2 separate regions of the Homo sapiens genome follow, and region 1 is linked to region 2. A link is a loop called in an ENCODE intact Hi-C map of the cell type or tissue named here. Cell type or tissue: OCI-LY7. All regions are shown on one strand. Links, peaks and the distances in the headings refer to the core of each region. The heading gives the core; the rest is flanking DNA.

Region 1 (7,508 bases), core at 1,288-6,287, 170 kb after region 2:
CATTCTCCTGCCTCAGCCTCTTGAGTAGCTGGGACTACAGGCGCCCGCCACTACGCCCGGATAATTTTTTTGTATTTTTAGTAGAGACGGGGTTTCACCATGTTAGCCAGGATGGTCTTGATCTCCTGACCTTTTGATCCGCCCCCCCTTGGCCTCCCAAAGTGCTGGGGTTATAGGCATGAGCCACTGCGCCCGGCCATGTGTGATGTATTTTAAAAAGTCCGATTCTTACAGAGTGAAGAGTTTCTCAAGTAGCAAATTGAAGATTCTAACTTCCCTTTTGTATGATTTTATTTTAGTCCTAAGCTATAATATTCTTTTTCTGTTATATCTTCCAGTTAGCTCTAATTAAGGAGAATTACTTGCTTTTTTCCTTTCCTTTCTCTCTTCCTCCAAACAAGGAGGGCTCTATGCGTATCTCTGTCACTTTAGTGACATTGAGGGTGTGGACTGGAAGGCCCTCAGGAACTAAGTGCCCTGTGTCAGGAGCATAAGGAGCGAGATATCAGTGATGCAGAACGTATTGGAAACCATGGGTCCAGAAGCCAGAGAATTAGAATGAATGGTCTTGAGTTTTGTTTGTTTGTTTGTTTTTAAAGGAACTGTTTTAACAATAAGTTTTATCTTATTTTTGTATGTGTCTAGATTTTAAAAATAGTTGGCCGATACTTAAAATTCTATGCTCAATATTTTTAACTACTTAAGATCTTTTAGGGGTTCTGTGACCCTTTCTAATTTCTTCTGAATCTTATGTTAGTATATTTGCATGCCATACTTACCTTGTGACTTGGGGAATAATGATGATCTGAAAATACCCTGATCTGCAGAGCAGGACTTGTGTCGGGGTAAAGGTAAAGGCCCTGTCAGGCTGTGGTTGGATGAAGCCGAGTGAGCAGCAGTGGGTGTGCAGGTGCTCCTAAGATTGAGAATGTTGATGAGTTGTATTAAAGCCATCAGGAATCAAGAACTGTTGACTTCCTGCCAGTGATGGAGGTCGTATCAGACTGACATGCTAAAGGTTACAACACTTGTTGGAGCCCATGCGCTCTTGACCACGTCTTTCCTCTCAGTGCCTGCTTCCGCATGTGTCAGTTCTCCTCGCTGGATTGTTGTAAGGATTGGCTGAAAGGATGCACAAAAGCTCCAGCCTACTTCTAAACAGCACCCATTGGTGATAAAATTGTAAAATACATGTCTCAGCATGGGTCATGACTCTGACAACATCAAGAAATGCCCTCAGTTTCCACAGATTTGTTGGTATTAATGAAATTGAAGTCTGTTTTATGGTTTATTTACTTGTCTGTTTTCAAATGAATCTAGGTAACTCCATTTCCAAATACTGGATTTATAAATGGGTTTACGTCTCCAGCGTTCAAGCCTGCGGCGTCTCCTCTGACTTCTCTCAGACAGTATCCTCCTCGAAGCAGGCAAGTTCCGGGGCGGTCTTAGCAGTTTTGGTCTTTACGCTACTGCCCTTCCGGAGTTGGGATGAGAGAGCTTTGATCACTAGTCCTGCTCCTCGCAGACAGAGCCACCTGAAGCACACAGCTGCATTCTGTAAAGACTAAGCACTACAATCTGGCATGGGTGCCCGCCTCAGATTCTCTGAGAGGAGGCTTTGGGGCAACTTGTACACATCAGGTGTGCCTGATTTTAATTTGGGCCTGGACTGAAAAACAGCTAAGCAGAATTGTGGCACATTGTTAATAGATTTGCATTATCCTATATGTTAGGAGTTAACCATTCCAAATCCTATTTTTATACTTTATTAAACAGAGAGCAGATTTCAGCTTAGCTATTCCATGTCAGTATGCATGTTATGTAATGCCTTGATCATTTTATAACTCAACACATAAAACCATTTTTATTTACAGGAATCCTAGTAAATCTCATCTGCGGCATGCGATTCCTAGTGCAGAGAGGGGACCTGGGTTATTAGAAAGTCCTTCAATATTTAACTTCACTGCAGATCGATTAATTAATGGTGTCCGGAGTCCACAAACAAGGCAAGCAGGTCAAACTAGAACACGGATTCAAAACCCTTCAGCATATGCCAAGAGAGAGGCTGGGCCTGGGCGTGTGGAGCCAGGCAGTCTCGAATCCTCTCCTGGTTTAGGGAGGGGAAGGTGAGTTGTTGAGCAGTTACTGTGTAACATCATAAACTAATATTTTAAAAATTATTTAATTTAGATATGTTTTGTAATTGTCTTTAAATATGTCACAGAAAATCTAACTGAAGGCTATAAACATAAGGGTTTTATATAATTGCTAAGACTTAAATGGCTTCATCTTTTTTGGAATATGAAATGGTTCAGTGAGAACTGTAGTTGTTTTAGATCATTATTTGTAGAAACACTGGAGCTCAATAGCCATAGACTCCATCCCATGTGCCTGCAGTCTCCTCTTGGCAGCACCCCTGGCTCACCAGGCCCCTCTGCAAGGGCGGTGTCCAGGCTCTGCCCCATGGCTGCTGGCCTGGCGCCCTCCAGCTGGGTGTGCACCAGGCACTGCAGGTGGAGCCTGGAGCGGGTAACCAGGCAGATCAGCATTGCAGTCTCATCTCATTGGAGGGTTGAGACTAGCCAGGACGGGTCTTAGCTGTGCTTCCTGCCCACCATTTTTGGTTTTGTTTAACATTTTTTTGGCATCAATCCTGTAGTAGGTTTTTGTTTGTTTGTTTGTTTGTTTGTTTGTTTTTAAGACAGGGTCTCACTCCGTTGCCCAGGCTGGGGTACGTTGGCATGATCATGGCTCACTACAGCCTTGAACTTCTGGGTTCAAGCAATCCTATTGCCTCAGCATGCTGAGAAGCTAGGACTTCAAATGCACACCACCATGCCTGGCTAGTTTTTAAATATTTTGTAGAGACAGGATCTCGCTGTGTTGCCCAGGCTGGTCTTGAACTCCTGGCCTAGAGCCATCCTCCTGCCTCAGCCTTCCATAGTGGTGGGATTACAGGCATGAGCCACCGCACCTGCCCATTGTTGATAAGGCCAGTTGATCTTCTCAGTCCTTGCCTTGGTAAGGACCGTCAGGATTTTCCTCTCATAAGTGACAAACAAGTGACTCAAATACCTGAGCTTTTTCAGGGTGTTCTATATACAATGTGTACAGCACCATCCCTGACGTGCAAGCTCCTCTTCCTGCCTGCCACAGTGCACACCCTCTGTGCAGTGAGAATTCAACATGAAGAGGCATCAGAAGCATCTCATTCCTGCCCATAATGATTCAATGAGCACATAGGAGTTCCTGCAGGGATTGTGCAGTGGCATTGGAAGGCACCATGGTCTGGGAGAGCTGGCACTGGCCTGTGTCTCACAGGAAACATGGCATCAGGTTGGCTCAACAGGCCTTGGAGATGCAAAGCCAAAAGGGGCCCACCGTGTCATGGAGAGTCAGTGACTTCAGGGAGCAGTTGCTAGCCCTGGGTCTCAGTTTGGGGTTCTTAAGACCCAGACGCTTGGAGGGAGGAGGGTTGCAGAGCTGGGGCTCAGACTTGGGACAGAGCCCTACTCATCAAGGCCATGTGGCTCCCTCTGAGGGGCATCAATTGTGGGCACGGTGTGGAAGGAGGCAGACTAGATGGACAAGGCCCCCCGGCCTCAGCCTCCTGTGCTCTTCAGTGTGCCTTGTTCATACGAGCGTCACAAGGAGTTTCCTGGCAAATGAAAGTGGGGCTTGTTGAATTCCAGCTACCTCACAAAATGTATACAGGTGGCTTTGAAGCTGAGAGTCCAAAGCTTGCTGACGAATGTGGTCTACCCAGGATACCCTTCAACAATACTTGAACTTCCAAATGCAACTGTAACAAGTTTATGCTTTTGCCTGACAGATGCAGATCTTGCACCAATGGAGACCCTCTCTCTCCCCACCAAGGGAGGACAACTGTCCTCCCACCTGAGACCTGAGCACTGCGGCAGGGAGTGGTTTAGGAAGCGCACACCAGCATGGGCACGGTGGGCAGGGAGTGGTTTAGGAAGCACGCACCAGTGGTTTAGGGAGTGGTTTAGGAAGTGGTGGGCAGGGAAAGCGCATGCAACTCCTGCAGCCTGTTTCTGCGATGGGTTCTGAAGCCAGAGCTGACCTTCGTAACCTCCTCCTTCCCTCTGTCTTGAGAAAGAGCTTGTGCTGTTTTGCAGGGAGGTGTGCCAGGCCTTGCTTGCCCTGAGAACCTGATCCACAGCAGCCATGCCTCCACCTCCCCTTTTTGGGAGGGTTTGTTTTGTTTCCATTAACTTTCTCTATTGGACCAAAGTGCTAAGATGTCCTGGAGAACCCCTTACCAGAGTCCAGACACATGTCCCTACCCTTGCATGGCGGCCATGGCAGGGCACGGCCCAGCTGGGTTGAATGGCATGAGGAGCCCCAGGCGCCAGGTGGCTGCCTTGGTGGAGCTACTGTTAGGATCAGCTGGGGGAAGCACACCTCTTCAGGGTCTCAGGCCTTCACACCACTGCATTCAGAGTCGCGGGTGTCACAGTGATGTTTCCTCTATGGTGCTGGGACCACCCTGGGTCCCTTGCTACCCCTTGTGAGCTGTAACCCACCATGGCCCTGTCACTGAGCCTTGGCTCAGCCAACCTGCTCTCTGCATGATGGGCACTGACAGCTGACAGTGTTCTACGGCTGCAGGTGGGCTTCTGGGTCTGACACGGGTTACGTGGAGCCCAGTGAGGGTGTGGGGGAGTGTTGGCTGGGCCCACTGATGGTGACTGGGATAGGACCCCATGGCAGGCAGGTCTGTGTCCTGGACACCGCTGTGTTCCAAGGGATGGGTGCCCCTGCGTCCCAGCCGGTAGTGACGAGCAGGCTGCCCTTGGCGGAGGGATGCCCTGTGCCGAGCCCTGCGGGATGTCCTCTGCCCATGTGGCTGCTGTCCCTCTGTCCAGCGCTCAGGGCAATGCCTCTGGGCAAGCAGGTGCTGACACCATCCGTCTCACACCCCTCCCAGGTCCCCAGGGCCAGTTGAGTCCTGTCCCACTGAAGACTCTCATCTGGTTGCATCCCTAGCTCTGCTCATGGGTCATTGTAGCCCCACCTTTCCACTACTTCTGAATCCTGGCGCAGCGGAGTAGGAGTTCAGCTCCCTGGGTTTTGGGAGCACCCCCTATTAGGGAGTGGTGCTGAGCCAGGTGTGTACTGGGGTGGCTGTCCATAATGCAGGCCCAGGACCCTCTCTCCCTGTGAGGCCACAGGCATGGATCCAGGACAAGGAGCACCAAGCCCCCTGTTCCTACAGGAGGTTGGGTTGTCAGGACTCATGCCCCACCTGTGGCTCAGTACTCATCCATGTCCCATAGTCTGGCCTGCAGTCTCCGCAAGGCACCAGTAGAAAGCCAGGAGCTATTTCCAGAAAGTTTTCTGTAGGAGATAATAGGGATTTGCTCCAGAATCCTAAAGGTTTGTGCCGTCCTTGCCCTAGAGGGTTTGGCCCAAGGTTCCACAGAGTTTTCCACTGTTAGGCCATCTTAGGCAAGACTAGTTTTTGGTTTTCTGTAAATGAAGGAATTAGTCAAGACTATTTCTTAACTCCTTTCCAGGTTATGTAATACAAGGCCCTTGGGGGAGTCTTTGCATTCCATTAAATTATCCATTGAGATGAATGTGTGTCATGTGACTTGTTAGACCACATAACCTGTCCAGGGAAATGGGAATGTCTTGGCCATCCTAGAGTCCTAGGTCTCCACGTGAAGTCACCACTTAATCAGTGTCTGTCCTGTGGTTATCAACTGCGTGTGTGGCGTGGCCTTGCTGCCTGCATGGGGAGGTCCAGAATGTGGTTCCTGAGGCTGGGAGGCGAGGGCAGGAAGTCTTTGGGGCACAGAGGTCCTTGTGTGGTTTTCGTGGGAAGGGGTCAGCCATTGAGGCAGTAGTGGAGGAAGCTGAGAGGGCAGAGGAAGGGATGGGACGCGGTATTTGGGGTCTTTTAAATCTGATGTAAAGCAAATCTGCGCCGGGAAAATTCTCACCACCATTTTAAACAACTCATTGATGGAGCTCAGTCTCAGATTTTATGTGTCTTGTCATTTCCACCCAGTGGATGTTCAGTACTCATGTCTTAACAGACATCCCAAGGAGGCACCAGGGAGTTGGTTTCAGTCAGTGTTTTCTTCTGTTCTTTATCACTTGCCTGGACTTCCACGTTAGTCCCTTGCTGTCAACTTTGTGTTGTTCTGCTTACGCTTCCTGAAGTTGGGATTTTAGAATTGAAAGTCATCTTTGAAAGGTTTCAAAGTGATAAAGACTGAATTGATGTGTACTTTGATTATGTGAGTGCAAACGTGCTCAATAATAAATTCTCCAAGTGGGAAAAAAATAACAGTCTTTCACTTTCCACTCCTCTAGGAAGAATTCCTTTGGCTACCGGAAGAAAAGGGAGGAGAAGTTTACAGTGAGTACATAAAGCATATACCTCTTCACAAGACATTTAAATCTAATTTATACCAAACCTGAGATTTAATTAAATGGATTAAGGTTAAGGCACAAGAATGAGCATTTCAAAAGACTTGTAACGTGAAATCCACTAAGTAATAACTGACACCCTGGCTGGCCTAGGAGGAAGCAACTGTAGAGGTTTTGGAAATAGCGATGTGCTGCACAGGACTCCACAGTGCACAGGCGTGTTGTGCTGTGGCACAGGCATGGCCAGGAACTTGCTGTCGCATGCACTGCAGCCTACACACGGGTGTGCACGTGAGCTCTTCTGTGTGGCAGCTGTACCGGAGAGTCTGAAATGACTGGAGCCATTCATTTCAATGAGCAGAGTAAGCATCTTCCACGGAGCAATTTGTTTGTCGGTGTTTTTCCTTCAAAACTTTCGAATACTCTCCCACTGTGTAGAAAGCATTATCTCCTTCTGCTATAACTTACTGGCAGGACAGACCCAAACATAAGTGATAGGTTTTTGTGGCGGTAAGTACATGAGACATGGTGATTTTTGCTTGGGTTGATTAATCAGAGTTTCTCCTGTGGAAAATGTTTGTGCTGGTCTTTAGTGGAGGATGGCATGGACTTCTCCACAGCCAGTGGTGGGATGGCACGGTGGCAGTTAGCAGTACCCACAAAGATGGGAGGGATGGCACGGTGGCAGTTAGCAGTACCCATGAACCAGTGGTGGGACGGTACGGTGGCAGTGTTAGCAGTACCCACGAAGATGGGAGGGATGGCACGGTGGCAGTTAGCAGTACCCACGAACCAGTAGTGGGACAGCAAGGTGGCAGTTAGCAGTACCCACGAAGATGGGAGGGATGCCTCCATGGGCTTGCAGATGTGGAATTCCATACAAGGAATGCTGGAGGAGACCTGGACAAATCCTGGTCCAGCCCCTCAAGCCATCACACAGGTGCTTTCTCATCACAAAAGATACAATCTCTGTTTAGAACTCAGAAATTGTGCCTTTCATGAGGTCGGCTTAGTCTAGTTTTTGTTTAACTAGTTGGTAAGGCAGTTTTTACCAGTTAATTGCAATTGGAATTAGTGAATTCCTGTGACCATTTGGACTAACAAGT
Region 2 (7,508 bases), core at 2,105-7,104:
TCTTCTGGGTTCAAGCGATTCTCCAGCCTCAGCCTTCCAAGTAGCTGGGATTACAGGCACCCACCACCACGTCCAGCTAATTTTTGTATTTTTAGTAGAGATGGGGTTTCGCCATGTTGGCCAGGCCAATCTCGAACTTCTGACCTCAGGTTAGCTGCCTGCCTTGGCCTCCCAAAGTGTTGGGATTACAGGCGTGAATCACTGTGCCCAGCCTGCTTCACGCTTTTAAACTGTATATATGCCATTTCTGATAACAGAGTTAGAAATGACACAAAGATAATTTCATTTTATGTTAAGAAAATGCAGAAATCCACACTGGCAGCTGGCTGCCTCCCCTGAATTATATCAGAGACATGCGACCTGTTCTTATGCATCCCAAGAGCTCAGATGAGTTTTCTTTATGATGATGGAGAAATTTCAAGTTCTTGATAAACCAAGATATTTGTTCTGTTTAAAGACAAGACTCTTGCCAGGTGCAGTGTGACTCACACCTGTAATCCTAGCACTTTGGGAGGCCAAGGCGGGCAGATCACCTGAAGTCAGGAGTTCAAGACCAGCCTGGCCAACATGGTGAAACCCCCTCTCTACTAAAAAAACACAAAAATTGGCCGGTCGTGGTGGTGTGCACCTGTAATCCCTGCTACTCGAAAGGCTGAGGCAGGAGAATCACTTGAACCTGGGAGGTGAAGGTTGCAGTGGACTGAGATCATGCCACTGCACTCCAGCCTGGGCAACAAGAGTGAAACTCCAACTCAAAATAAATAAATGAATAAAAATAAAGACAAGACTCTCACCTGCCAACGTAGATACTTATAATCCATGTGCCCAACAAACAGAGACTTGGTTGTGAACGCATAGGGCTGGACATCCACGTCTGCTCTCGTCACCTGGAACAAGTGAGAACTTTCAGAATCACCTCATTTCCTCTGTGTACACGTGGGATCTGTGTGTTTTAACAAGACTGATTTTGGGTAGGAAATAACCATAGAAGAAACCTCACACGATAAAACTGCATCGAATAGGAGCCTGGTACCTCTCCCTTTGCACCACCAGGCCAAGGACTGGGGTACTAGGACAGCGTGAGGGCTGGCATTTGGAGGACAGCCACCACCTCCCCTCACCCTCCCAAGTCCTGCCCCACCGCCTGCAATGCCCGCAGAGCTCTTTATGATGACAGGCATGTTCTGTCTGCACTGTCCAAACCGGGCCACCAGTCATGCACTGCTAATGAACTTTCAGTATGTGGCTCATGTGACTGAGGAGTTGAAATTTTCATTTTGCTGAATTAAACTGCAATTTAAAAAGCCACCCAGTGCAGTGGCCACCAAATCGGCCACAGAGCACTGGCTCAGAGCTCAGGGCAGGTTCAGAGCTGACAAGCATTTGAAAAATCAGCAAGGACCCTGCAGAGCTTTGCTGGTCACCATGTCACAGCAACCTGTAGACAAAATAAAACTCACAAATCTATTTCAAAGCAAAAGTGATCTTAAGGTAGGGTGGAGTGATTCATGCCTGTAATCCCAGCACTTCAGGAGGCTGAGGCAGGAGGATGGCTTGAGCTCGGGAGTTTGAGATCAGCCTGGGGAACACAGTGAGACTCCATCTCCACAAAAAATAAAAAAATTAAACAGGTGCGGTGGCGTGCACCTGTGGTCCCAGCTACTTGGGTGGCTGAGGTGGGAGGACTGTTTGGGCCCGGAAGGTTGAGGCTGCAGCGAGCCATGTCTGCACCACTGCACTTCAGCCTGGGCAACAGAGCGAGACCCTGTCTCAAAAAGAAAAAGTTTCAACAAAAAGAAAGAAAAAAATTTTTTTAATTAAAAATAAAGTGATCTTGGCACTGAGTAAGCCATAAAATTTGACCATTTTCTTGGCACATGAGCTGTTGCTGGTTGTAAATTCACATTTTAAATGTTGCTTTGCCTCTTCCTGAGTCCCTGAAACTCAGCCAAACTTTCCTGAAGCAACAAATGACCGAGTCCCTTAAATGTTACACTTATCCTAGTCAGTGAGCTCACCCAGGGAAAGAGCGACTCGGCACCGTCCCTCTACTAGACCACATACGATTTCATGTGAAAGCTGACACAGCAACCAAGGTAACAGATCACTCAGATGCAGCTGCAGACGGGAAGACCCCAGCTGGGTGAGTGTCACCTGCCACCGGAGCCCCGCTGGCATAGCCACTCCAGGACAGGCCAACAACACCCAAGAAAACCTCCCCAGTTGTCAACAAAAATGCACTTACATGTCTCAAATTCCTTAGAAATTATAGGACACACACAAGAACAAAAAGTAATGGCTTCTGTAATAGTAATATAAATGTAGATACAGACAAAGTAAATCCTCACCAAGAGGAGCTCGGCGTGCTCAGGCACCGGGAACTCCTGCAGACCAGGGCAGTGTTTTACTCAAGGACCAACTCGGAGGCCGAAATTATTACCAAGGCCGTCCTGAATCCCACGCAGTCAGAATACAGTTAACACTGACCTACAAGGCCATCCTGAATCCCACGCCGCCAGAATACAGTAACACTGACGTAAAATAGTCAGATGATTTGCTTTACGATAAAAACCAGACCAACCTTGTTGATGAAGCTGGACTTCCCAACATTTGGGTACCCACACAAAAGCAGGGTCCTGGTATTCGGATCAATGGTTGGCAAACGGGATAAATGCTGACGCACTAGGAAAAGTTCAAATTGAAAAATTAAGAAATTCAAAGTTTAAGATTTGCTTTAAATTTTCTTTTCAACTTAGTTACAGTCCAGGCCTATGGTGATATTCATCTTACTCCAACTTTTGTAATGCAAAAGTGATGGAGAAAATAGTTGCAGAAAGTAATAGTATACACATAGTATATTCAATTGCTATCTCCCAAGTTTGGCTCTGGTAAGAATCATATTCCTCAGCCCTTCTAAGCCCACGTTTTAATTCATTAGGTGACAGGTGGGGCCAACAGCATGTCTGGCAGTGTCCAGACAATTCTCATTAGCAAGATGACATTAGGGAACCAGTGCACTTTGAAGCCTGCAGGCCATGCCGTTTGGGCTACAACATGGGTTACTGCCACTCTGCCACCTCGTCTGTAACAAACACGGCTCCAGGGTGGCACCCCGGCCATCATGAAGACCACACAGATCTGTAGCAAAGCACCTGCAAGGCATCCAAGTATCACAAATTTTGTTAAAAATTATTTCTAAGATGCAGGAGAGAAAACAAAACCGAATGAGTCAAAATAATTTGTCATGTAAGAATACACACAATAAGCAAGTAATTGTTTCAACAGAATCCTAGTACATTAATTCAGAAAGTCCTATTAAATACAAGTGTTTTTAAAAATAAAAAAGTCAATAATAAACTATGAGCCACCTTAGTTTTTATACTTTTCAGTATTTTCTCGTGACTTTTTTGTGTATGCCTTACCTATTAAATATGAAATATATAAATTTTCTTATCAGTGCTATTGATTTGTAAGTATTTATTTTCAATAAAAACCAGCCTATTACTGTTTCTCATAGGTAAAGCTAGGAAGAATAACTGACCCTGTCATCTCCAAAATACAAGAAAAACAGACATCTCAAGTCCTCAACAAGGACGCATCCTCTCAGCAGGATGCTAGCACGGTTCCCGCGGATGCGTGACAAGCACCTTGCTCCAAATACTCCAAACTCTGCTTCTGCCTCTTGATCACTGTGCACATCCGTCCCAGGGCCGCACGCTTCAGCTGTTTGCAGCGGTAGAGAGAGTCGCCATACTTCATCAGTCGCACATAATCTTTAGCAACACTGTAAAAAATAAAAAATATTATTTTTTCCACTTTCGATAACTTAAAAGACACTACAGAAAAAAGTACCTTACTTGTCCACTAAATTTTTGGCAATATTTATTTGCCCCAGAGCCAACTTGTAATGATCCTTGTCGTAGAGAATATTCATCAAATCAGCATAGAACGGATGAATATCCTGTAACAAACAAAAGCACACCACGGTCACTTGGGGCCAGCAGTTTTTCATCCCTACCACTTGAAGAACAATTTCTTTCCCTCTCCCTCCACGCCTGCAGTGTCTCCTCCCCAGTTCCCTCTCCTGGCCAGGGGCCCTGTCTATTTAGTCCTCTGAGAAAACAGGCATCAGAAGGGATGCGGGTGCCGACAGTCACGGCTCCCACCCACCTCGCTCTCAGTGCAGTGGTAGAGCTGTGGGACCCAGCAATGACCAGCCCCCGACCCTGCATGTACCCTTCCTGTTGCTCAGGAACTCAGCACTAGAAATTCTTCCCTCCACCTGACTATTCCCATCAGCCTAAAAATTTGCTGTTATTTCTCAATCTTTAGGAAAAAAAATCAAAAATTCCCATAGCCCCAAAATCCTTCCAATTCCCTCTCTTTGCTCCCAAGACACACTGTGTCTCTCCTCTCCTCCCTCTCTTGAACCCACTCTCTCCAGAATTCTGTGTCCACCACTCCATCTAAACAGCCTACAAGCTCACCAAGGACCTCCCAATGACCAATTCTCAGTTTTTATCTCACAGACCTCTTGAAACGCTGCGGGCTGGCCATGCATCCTGCCTGCGGTATTTTCCTCACAGCTTCTAGGTGGAGAGTCTGACCCCTCTAAGTCCTGTGCTGGCTAGTGCTCACAGCTCTACCCCAAACATTCATGCTCCCCACAGCACCCTTCTTCCTACATTCCCTTCCAAGGTGATCTCAGATAGATTTAAATGTCGTCTACATTTTACTAATGCATTTTAAATCACCAGGCCAGCATCTCCTGAGATATCTCACCAGTGCATATAAACTCGACCCTTGACTACCACCTCCAATCCCATGTCCCAGTGTTCACCTCCCTAGCCTGCCCCACCTCCTGGGTCTCCTGCACCTGCTGCTTCTTTGACTACAGGCCTGACACCCTCTCCCCGCACAGATACTCCCTACTCCCTTCCATGGCTTCACTGCATTCATCTGACATGCTATTTACTATCTTTTCTCCACCAGAATGAGAGCAGGAACCTTTACCACTTCTGGATTCCTAGGACTCAGAACAGTACCTGACAGACAATAAGCATTCAGTGAATGACAACTTAATATCTAACCCTCCACTCTGAAGCTGTTCTCAGATAACTAGTCCTGGCTTTAAAAAGAGTAATAGAATGTTAATACATTTGAACTCTCCTACCTCTGATGGCTATAACACTGAGGATGAAAAAGACAAAACTTCTTAAAAAGAACCACAAAAATCTGATACTAAGTAGATCAAAGTATGTTGTTGGCTAAAATCAAATATTTCCTAATATCAAATCAGTTAAGAATAATCTCATTCTTGGCCAGGCACTGTGGCTTATGTCTGTAATCCCAGCACTTTGGGAGGCCAAGGCAGGCGGATCACCTGAGGTCAGGAGTTCGAGACCAGCCTGGCCAACATGGAGAAACCTCGTCTCTACTAAAAAAACACAAAAATTAGCCGGGTATAGTCGCACATGCCTGTAATCCCAGCTACTCGGGAGGCTGAGGTGGGAGAATCGCTTGAACCTGGGAGGAAGAGGTTACAGTGAGCTGAGATCACGCCATTTTACTCCAGCCTGGGCAACAGAGCAAGACTGTCTCAAAACAAACAAACAAACAAACAAACAAACAAAAATCTCATTCTTAAATCACTTTCTTCACCCCCAGGTACTCTCTAGTACCTGACCTTTCCCAAGAAACCATTCACTCATTCAACAAACATCTACTGAGCAACTGTGTCAAATCCTAGCTAGACACAACCTAAGTGTCCGTCCTCTAGCAAGAATTTTTGTATTTTAAGCACTTCTGTATTTTAAAAATAAGCCATTATTGGACAGGTGCAGTGGCTCACACCTGTAATCCCAGCACTTTGGGAGGCCAAGGCAGGCGGATCACCTGAGGTCAGGAGTTCGAGACAAGCCTGGCCAACATGGTGAAACCCTGTCTCTACTAAAAATACAAAACTAGCCGGGCGTGGTGGCGGGCACCTGTAATCCCAGCTACTTGGGAGGCTGAGGCAGGAGAATCGCTTGAACCTGGGAGGTGGAGGTTGCAGGGAGCTGAGATTGTGATACTCTGGCTTAAAAAAAAAAAGCCATTATAACTTGTTTAAATATGAAGTACTGTCACAGAAGCCAAACATTTCTCTCTGCCTACACCTGCCTTCAGGGACTATTCTGGGGCAACGGCAGATTTAGGCTTTGAGACTATACTGCTGATCCCCACGCCCTTCACAACCTCAATTAACCTTGCAACCACATTACCCCACACATGGTGTCATAAGGCTTTGTTAGTTTGCCAGGCAGTTTCTGCTCTTGCTTTTCTACAGCTAAAGAAACAGGCAGGCCAGGCGTGGTGGCTCACGCCTGTAATCCCAGCACTTTGGGAGGCTGAGGCAGGTAGATCATTTGAGGTCAGGAGTTCAAGACCAGCCTGGCCAACATGGTGAAACCCCATTTCTACTAAAAATACAAAAATTAGGCGTGGTTATGCACCTGTAATCCCAGCTACGCGGGAGGCTGAAGCACAAGAATTGCTTGAATCCAGGAGGTAGAGATTTCAGCGGGCTGAGATCACGCCACTGCACTCCAGCCTGGGCAACAGAGTGAGACTCAGTCTCCAAAAAAAAGAGAAAAAAAGAAACAGGCAAACTGCAATGTGCAGCAGAGAAAGGAGCTCAAGGTTTCTGGCTTCATTCAAAAGTCATAGCTCCCATGTGATCTCTCCTTGCCAAAGAAGAAAACAGTCAGTGCTGAACTGACTGTCATCAGCTGATGAAGCAACAAGATCACAAACAGTGGTGGATCTTACACCACTGACCCAAGCTGAGCCCAGAGGAAAAAAAAAACCCTTGGAAAGAAGGTGGAAGAGATAAAGCCCAGACAACCAGTGAGCTGCTAGCTTCTGTGTTCATAACCCACAGCTATCATTAACACTTGGGTTGGCACCTGCAAGCCCAGGGTTTACACAGAAAGCCTGAGAAGACAGCTTGGGGCCTCCTTAGATGGGTTTTGGTTGGAGGAAAGAAAGAATACTAGGGAATCAAAAAACCCAAATTCTGTTCTCACTTTTATAAATTCAACAAATTAGTTCTTTGCCACTAACTTACTGAGTAACCTAAGTCAATTATTTTGTTTCCTTTTCTGTCAAATGAGTACACCAAACTGGTTAAACACTGGTTCTCTGAAAGCCCGTATTTACATAACCACAGAAGTCCCCTAAGTCACTTACATCCAATTTGGGGAAATCTGTTAGAATTTGTGAAAGTCTATCATGGTAATTCTGTTGAGTAAATTTGACTTTTCTCATGTAAAAATGTCTAATGCGATGTATTTGGTAATGTTTATGAATAACGGTTGGAGTCTTTCGTTGAGTCTTCGACAACGTGAGGTCTATGAAGTCCTGCAATTAAAGAAAATAAAACATAATTACATCAAAAGGGTCTACTTTTGAGCCATTTATTTGAAACCTTCCTTTTTTTTTTTTTTTTTGAGACAGAGTCTCGCTCT

What was found. Hi-C counts contacts between places; a loop is a spot of excess contacts. Peaks named below come from ENCODE experiments on the same cell type or tissue, not always from the same donor. Only the 100,000 strongest peaks of a DNase experiment are listed, where the experiment ranks them.
Region 1: a loop joins it to region 2, with 2.1 times the contacts of the local background. A loop is called at or near these places in 4 of 110 quality-filtered maps.

What each region holds. Positions count from the first base shown.
Region 1 is chr10:819,683-827,190 of GRCh38, reverse strand. It overlaps LARP4B (La ribonucleoprotein 4B), which reads left to right. Exons shown (of 18, transcript NM_015155.3): 12 at 1,321-1,427; 13 at 1,875-2,126; 14 at 6,346-6,391. Among named protein-coding and RNA genes, the nearest start is that of LARP4B, 110 kb to the left of the region's middle. In OCI-LY7, for the core only: no CTCF peak of the experiment used is centred there; a DNase peak (open chromatin) is centred at 4,000; H3K27ac peaks cover 630 bases.
Region 2 is chr10:992,382-999,889 of GRCh38, reverse strand. It overlaps GTPBP4 (GTP binding protein 4), which reads right to left. Exons shown (of 17, transcript NM_012341.3): 2 at 7,231-7,401; 3 at 3,858-3,961; 4 at 3,648-3,784; 5 at 2,582-2,682; 6 at 795-887. Among named protein-coding and RNA genes, the nearest start is that of GTPBP4, 7.7 kb to the right of the region's middle. In OCI-LY7, for the core only: no CTCF peak of the experiment used is centred there; no DNase peak of the experiment used is centred there.